2 separate regions of the Homo sapiens genome follow, and region 2 is linked to region 1. Evidence: chromatin contacts called from ENCODE Hi-C or POLR2A ChIA-PET data. All regions are on one chromosome and are shown on one strand. The core of a region is the stretch at or near the end of the contact, and the rest is flanking DNA. Distances in the headings are between cores, read along the strand shown.

The links. A loop is a pair of places that touch in the nucleus more often than their neighbours do. ChIA-PET counts read pairs that join two places held with the same protein, here RNA polymerase II (POLR2A). Pooled maps may share reads with other maps.
Region 2: a loop to region 1 is called in a map with no recorded cell type, with 4 times the contacts of the local background. The contact joins the promoter of MLH3 here to the promoter of FCF1 in region 1. A Hi-C loop is called at or near these places in 2 of 37 single-sample maps with no recorded cell type and 7 of 50 pooled maps. POLR2A ChIA-PET finds 5 or more read pairs at or near these places in 1 of 52 experiments (A673).

Annotation. Positions count from the first base shown.
Region 1 is chr14:74,711,822-74,714,622 of GRCh38, forward strand. It overlaps FCF1 (FCF1 rRNA-processing protein), which reads left to right and starts at 1,323. Exons shown (of 8, transcript NM_015962.5): 1 at 1,323-1,379; 2 at 1,664-1,731. The coding sequence starts at 1,377. It overlaps AREL1 (apoptosis resistant E3 ubiquitin protein ligase 1), which reads right to left and starts at 1,259. Exons shown (of 20, transcript NM_001039479.2): 1 at 1,112-1,259. RefSeq lists an enhancer at 1,157-1,436.
Region 2 is chr14:75,049,844-75,053,044 of GRCh38, forward strand. MLH3 (mutL homolog 3) reads right to left here and starts at 1,624. Exons shown (of 13, transcript NM_001040108.2): 1 at 1,537-1,624. RefSeq lists a silencer at 1,237-1,426.

The sequences.
Region 1 (2,801 bases), core at 73-2,572:
CAAGGATTTTAACCCCATCAGTCAGACTCCAAAGTTCGTGTTAAACAATAAACGTGTTTTCATCATAAGGGTTATACAATGGTCACCTTCTTTTTTAAACCTGATAACATATTTTACTTCCAACTCTAGGATAGCATCATGCAATAAGAAAAGTATGACAGAGGTACCCATTCCGTTCCCAGCTTGATCAGTAGCTGGAGAATGGAAGACAAAGTGCAAAAAAAAAAAAAAAAAAAAAAAAAAAAAGAAAAAAAAAGAAAGAAAGAAAGAAAGAAAAAGAAAAAAAGAAATACAAGTACAGACTTTGGAATCACGAGACTCAAACAGACCCCTGAACAAAGTCTGGGGCTCAATTTCCCCATATGTAAAATAAAAGAATTTATGTTATTGAGAAGGTCAAAGAAGGTAATATGAATAAAGTGACAAGTACAGTATACAGGATGGGGGTTTTCATTTAAAGTTTACAGACACCCAGAGGGTCCACGGATGGGCTTCAGAGTCCACCAATCTCATTAAGTGTATTACAAACTGTATGTGTGCCCATTTTTTAAAGAATTGTTCCTGGCTTTCCACAAACTTTCAAGAAATAAGTTATCTCCAAAAAGTTAAGAACCACTGGAATACATAGCAGGTACTCAAAGAAAAAAGCTACCTTTCGCTCCTTGTTCTCACAAATTCTCCCTTTTTACTTAAAGATGACACACCAAGGCTTCACAATAAATGTGCATTGTATCTCACCATTTTCTTGGCTTGGGTAAGTAGTAACATATGCAAGCTTATGCCCCAATTCTCTAGCGATAGTCTAGGCCCTCAAACACTGCTTCATTTCTCTCTTCACCGAGAGGAGTACACGGTATATACTCGAGAACAATCATCCACCTAGCTGCACAAAGCACCATATCGGCTAGGAAAACCAAATAGGAACCACAGCCTCAGGGCTGGACCATAGACACCGGATACCCCAACGCTACAGGGTGAGGAGAATGTGTTCCCCCAAACTACTGGGCAAACCAGGAGTCTGAACCCCCCTACCCTTTTCCTCCCTCTCTCTCTGGAACTCTGGTAAAGGCAGGTCTTCTGGGCTCTGCCTAAGGCTGGAGAGAAACGTTACCCGAGCCGGGGGTTGCAGCGCGACGAAGTTCCACCTCCGCTGTCCTGGGAAGGGGCGGCAGCACTCAGCAGAAGACGGGCTCCCCACTCTCCCACCAACAGACCCCAGAGTTGGTCTCCACCCGGCCTGGGAACCGGCTCGGGGGATTGCCCTTTCCCCAAGGAGTTTCCGCTTCCGGGCTATCCTTTGCCGGAAGCAGTATGTGAATGACGTAGAAGTATTGCGCCGTTGGTGATTACGGAAGAACCAGGAGTTTGGCGTGACCATGGTGAGAGAAGACGGTCCAAGAAGGGACGTTATCAGGCCACTTTTTGGGTGGAGAAGGAGGTAGTCAGACCGTGGCCAAATTTCCTTCACATTATCCTAGCATATTTTCATTCTGGTCTTAGCTCTTAAACTTCTCCAAGCGGTGACTGTTATGCTTTACAGAGTGGGGAAGAGGGTCTGGGTTATTTGAGGCAAGAAGGGAAGGCAATAGACAAGAGAAAAGAAGAGACTTTAAAAGATGCCGTGTGTTTCCAACTTTTTTAATTCTAAAATTTCTGTTTCAAGGGGAAGCAAAAGAAAACAAGGAAGTATGCGACCATGAAGCGAATGCTTAGTCTCAGAGATCAGAGGCTGTGAGTGTCTGGAATCAACTGCCCAGGGATATTCTAATAAGAGTCTAGAGAGGATAAGTAGTAAAAATGTTTGTTGTTATTATTTTGTTTTTTGCTTATTATCGTGTCTTAGATTTATATAGCATGAGATAGCCAGTGTTTAACAGTAATTTAGCTGCTGAGCGATCACACTGGGAAAGGCGATGGGAATTAAACATTTCTTAAGTGTTCACTTTTTCTACCGTTATATGCTTTGTCTGCCATATCGCATTTAAACCTCATGTCAGTTCGGTGAAGTCCGTATAGTTCTCTTTATGTTTTTACCATTACACTACTACATTCCCCTGGGGTGGGGCGAGGGGAGTGTTTCTTGTTGAAAGATGGCAAGGTTAGAGACCTTGTTTGTCTGGCGTTTCCAGTGCCTGGTACTCAAATATTTTTGTCAGAGAAAATGGGAAAACTCCAAGATATCTCCATTTTATAAGTCTTACTAATATAAGAATCCAAATCACTGTGGAAGAAGAAAGTGAAGTGAAATTCCCTAGTATGAAGAGGATCAAAGCGGTGTCCCTGCTTAAGTGTAGAATAAGCATAGCTATTAAATAAAGACTGATCTTCACTGAGTTTAAGAGTCTCAGAAAGCCGGGCGCAGTGGCTCACGCCTGTAATCCCAGCACTTTGGGAGGCTGAGGCGGGTGGATCACCTGAGGTGAGGAGTTCAAAACCAGCCTGGCCAACACGGTGAAACCCTGTCTCCACTAAAAATACAAAAAAGAGTCTCAGAATAAGAGAATAGTCGTTAAAACCTTCAGAATTATTATTCTCAGCCTTTAGTGTGGATGTATTGTGTAATTTTTAGGAATGACACTCCATTAATAATAATTTCTTTCTAGTTAAGGGTTAAGTTCTGTATATGCGTTTTTACATTTTAGCCCTTTATAAGAAGCATATGGGGTAATACTTTTCCCCCAAAAGTTAAAGCATCTGAATCTTCAGAAGATAACTGTCACCCTTTTACCCATTGCTTGGAAGTGGATTGTGATCCTTGATGTGAGAGATTCTGACTAAAAAATAAATATAGTATAATCAGC
Region 2 (3,201 bases), core at 374-2,873, 340 kb after region 1:
CAAAGTTATACCGCTGATCTCTAGGCACAGCTCATGCTTGGTGCAATGGATTAACATCCAAAAAAAATTCATAATTTCATAATTTTCAATGCTCCTTTCTAAATCCCACATGTCCTAAAGTGAAATCATAATTACACTTGAAGTTGACCAGTAAACACAGTATTCGAAATTCTAACCACTTCACCAAAAACAGATGCCTAAATTAAATACAGCTAAGGAACATTAGCTAGAAATTATTCATGACAAAAATGTCCAAGCTAGTTTCATAACATTTATACATTACACAATAACCATGACTTTTAGAAAAATACTTATAATGAATTGCTAAGACATTGTAATAAGGTGAAGCAATAGGAAGAAATTTTAAGAATCAAATTGTATCAAAGAGAGATTGGGGGCATTAAGAGGTTATTATTATTATGGTTAAGTATAGTCACCTCAGGGAAAGAGGCTGGGAATGGGAAAAGATAAAGCAGGAAAATTCCTTTTCATATAAACCTTTCTTTGCCATTTGATTGTTAAATCCTGTTCATGTATTACTCTGATGTTTTTAGAAAGTCGTTATTATTCTTTTTTGAAACAGTCTCACTCTGTCACCCAGGCTGGAGTGCAATGACACAATCTCGGCTCACTGCAGCCTGCACCTCCCGGGCTCAAGCAATCCTCCAGCCTTAGCCTCCCGAGTAGCTGGGATTACAGGCGCTCGCCACCATGCCTGGCTAATTTTTGTCTCTTATGTAGAGATGGGGTTTCACCATGTTAACCAGCCTGGTCTCGAACTCCTGAACTCAAGTGATCCTCCCGCCTTGGCCTCCCAAAGTGCTGGGATTACAGGTGTGAACCACCGCGCCCGGCCAGAAGGTCATTATTAATATTCTTTTGGTCTTTACAGATGGGCATAAACTACCTTGGTAATAATAATGATGGCATGGGGCTGCCTGAACTTGATTTTAAGTTTTCCTGCAAGTGAAAACACAAAAACAAAAAACAAAACAAAAAAAACCAAACCCTAAGATTCCAGTGCCATTAAAGGTCTCCCCTTCTTCTCCATCAGTGAGAGCCACGTGGGTGGGCCCCTGCAGGCGGTGGGGCCGGTTTTCCAAACTCGGGACAAATCAGGGCTCTTAACTGCAGAATTTCTGCTGCTTTCTAAGCTAATGCACTAAGCAGCCGGCAGCAACTGACGGGTAAACGTTTAACAAGTATTCCGATTAATGTAAACCCAATGATTTCCTGATGACGCCTCCCAGCGCCTGGGACTGACGGGACGCACGGGCCTGGATCCAGGGCACGGGGGCCTGGGAGGGCCGCGCGGGCCGAGTCCGGGGCAGCGCTGCCTTCCCGCCAGGCCCAGCCCCTCCCTGGCCAGCCCCGTCCTTGTCCCCAAACTGGGCCCGCCCGGCCGCCAGGCCGCCGGGCCTCCGGGGCCCTCGCGCATCCGGCTCCGAAAGCTGCGCGCAGCCATCATCAGGGCCCTTCTGGTGTTAGAAGAGACCCCGGCATCATCTTTTCGTCGCGTGCTTCCCCCAGAGTCACCTGGAGTCCCGCTTAACAAATTCTCCGACACCAACCGCCTCGGACGCCGACGCGCGCACCTTGGATCTTGAGGCTCGTGCGTGCCCACGAGCATGCGCTTCGGAGGGGGCGCGCCAGGCCGCGAGACACCAGTGCGCATGCGCACCAGTTGTTCCAGCCAAGGATCCGCATCCCAGGGTTCAGTGAACCGGTACCTACAGTCTCAATCCTTATTCCCTTTTGGCATGGTGTTAAAGACTATGTCGTAGCTTTTACTTTTGTTTTTATTTTTTTTTCCCGTGTTTTCCCTTTCCTTTTTTTTCTCATTTTCACCTTTGCTCTTAACTACCGTTTAATTCAATATATATTTTATGTGTTTACTTATTGTCTTCTCTCCCTAGAATGTAAGCTATGTGAAGGTAAGGAGTTTATATATTTTGTTTACTGCTGTATCCCAGTTACCAAGAACAGTGCCTGGCCTATGGTAGGCACCGAATGAATGAATAATTCCAGAGCCTGCCATCTTAGAATTATGGCATTTGGAGCTGGAAAAGGCTGAGAAACTGTCTAACTCAACTCTTTTTTTTTTTTTTTTTTTTTTTGAGACGGAGTTTAGCTCTTGTTGCCCAGGCTGGAATTCAGTGGTGCGATCTCAGCTTACTGCAACCTCCGCCTCCAGGGTTCAAGTGATTCTCCTGCCTCAGCCTCCCGAGTAGCTAGGATTACAGGCATGCGCCACCACACTCGGCTAATTTTGTATTTTTAGTAGAGACGGGGGTTTCTCCATGTTGGTCAGGCTGGTCTCGAACTCCGGACCTCAGGTGATCTGCCCGCCTCGGCCTCCCAAAGTGTTGGGATTACAGGCGTGAGCCACCGCACCCGGCCTTTGCTCAACTCTTAATTTACAGATGACAACACCAAGACTCTCTTCACTGACTTGAATCTCCCCAGTGCCACCACAGCTTTTAGTTATAAAAATAACTAAAGGAGAGCAGAACTCTGAGAATGCTGTGAGAATAAAGTGTTTTGGAATTGTTAACCAGTCCTTAGTTTTTGCTTTCTATCTCATTTTCATTGAGAATTTAAAGTGGAATTTATAACGAATTTGTCAGACCTGGTAAGCATTTGATATATGCTAGTTTAGTGACTAACCAAACCCAACCAACCAGTCTTCTAGGGCTGATTAAGCAAAATCCTGATAACTGTTTATGATTATTACTATACCTAGGGCTGCCATAACAAAATACCTCAGACTGAGTAGCTTAAGCAGCAGAAGTCTATTTCCTCTCAGTTCTAGAGACTGGAAGTCTGAGATCAAGGTGTTGGCAGCAACGATTTCTCCTGAGGCCTCTCTCCTTGGCTTGTAGATGGCCATTTTCACAGGGTCTTTGATTTTTGCACACGTGTCTATAGCCAATATGTTCTCTTATAAGAACACCAGTCAGATTGGATTAGGGCCCACCCTCACAGCCTCATTTAATCTTAATCACCTCTTTAAAGGCCCTATGTCCAAATACAGTCACTTTCTGAGGTACTGGGGACTGAGACTTTAACATATGAATTTGGTGGGACACAGTTCAGCCCATAACATAACTTTATGTGAATTCCTTACCCAGAGAAAAGAAACAACAGCAGAAGTAATTCATCCAAACATAAGGTGAACAGAGCTAACAAATTGAACTTGTG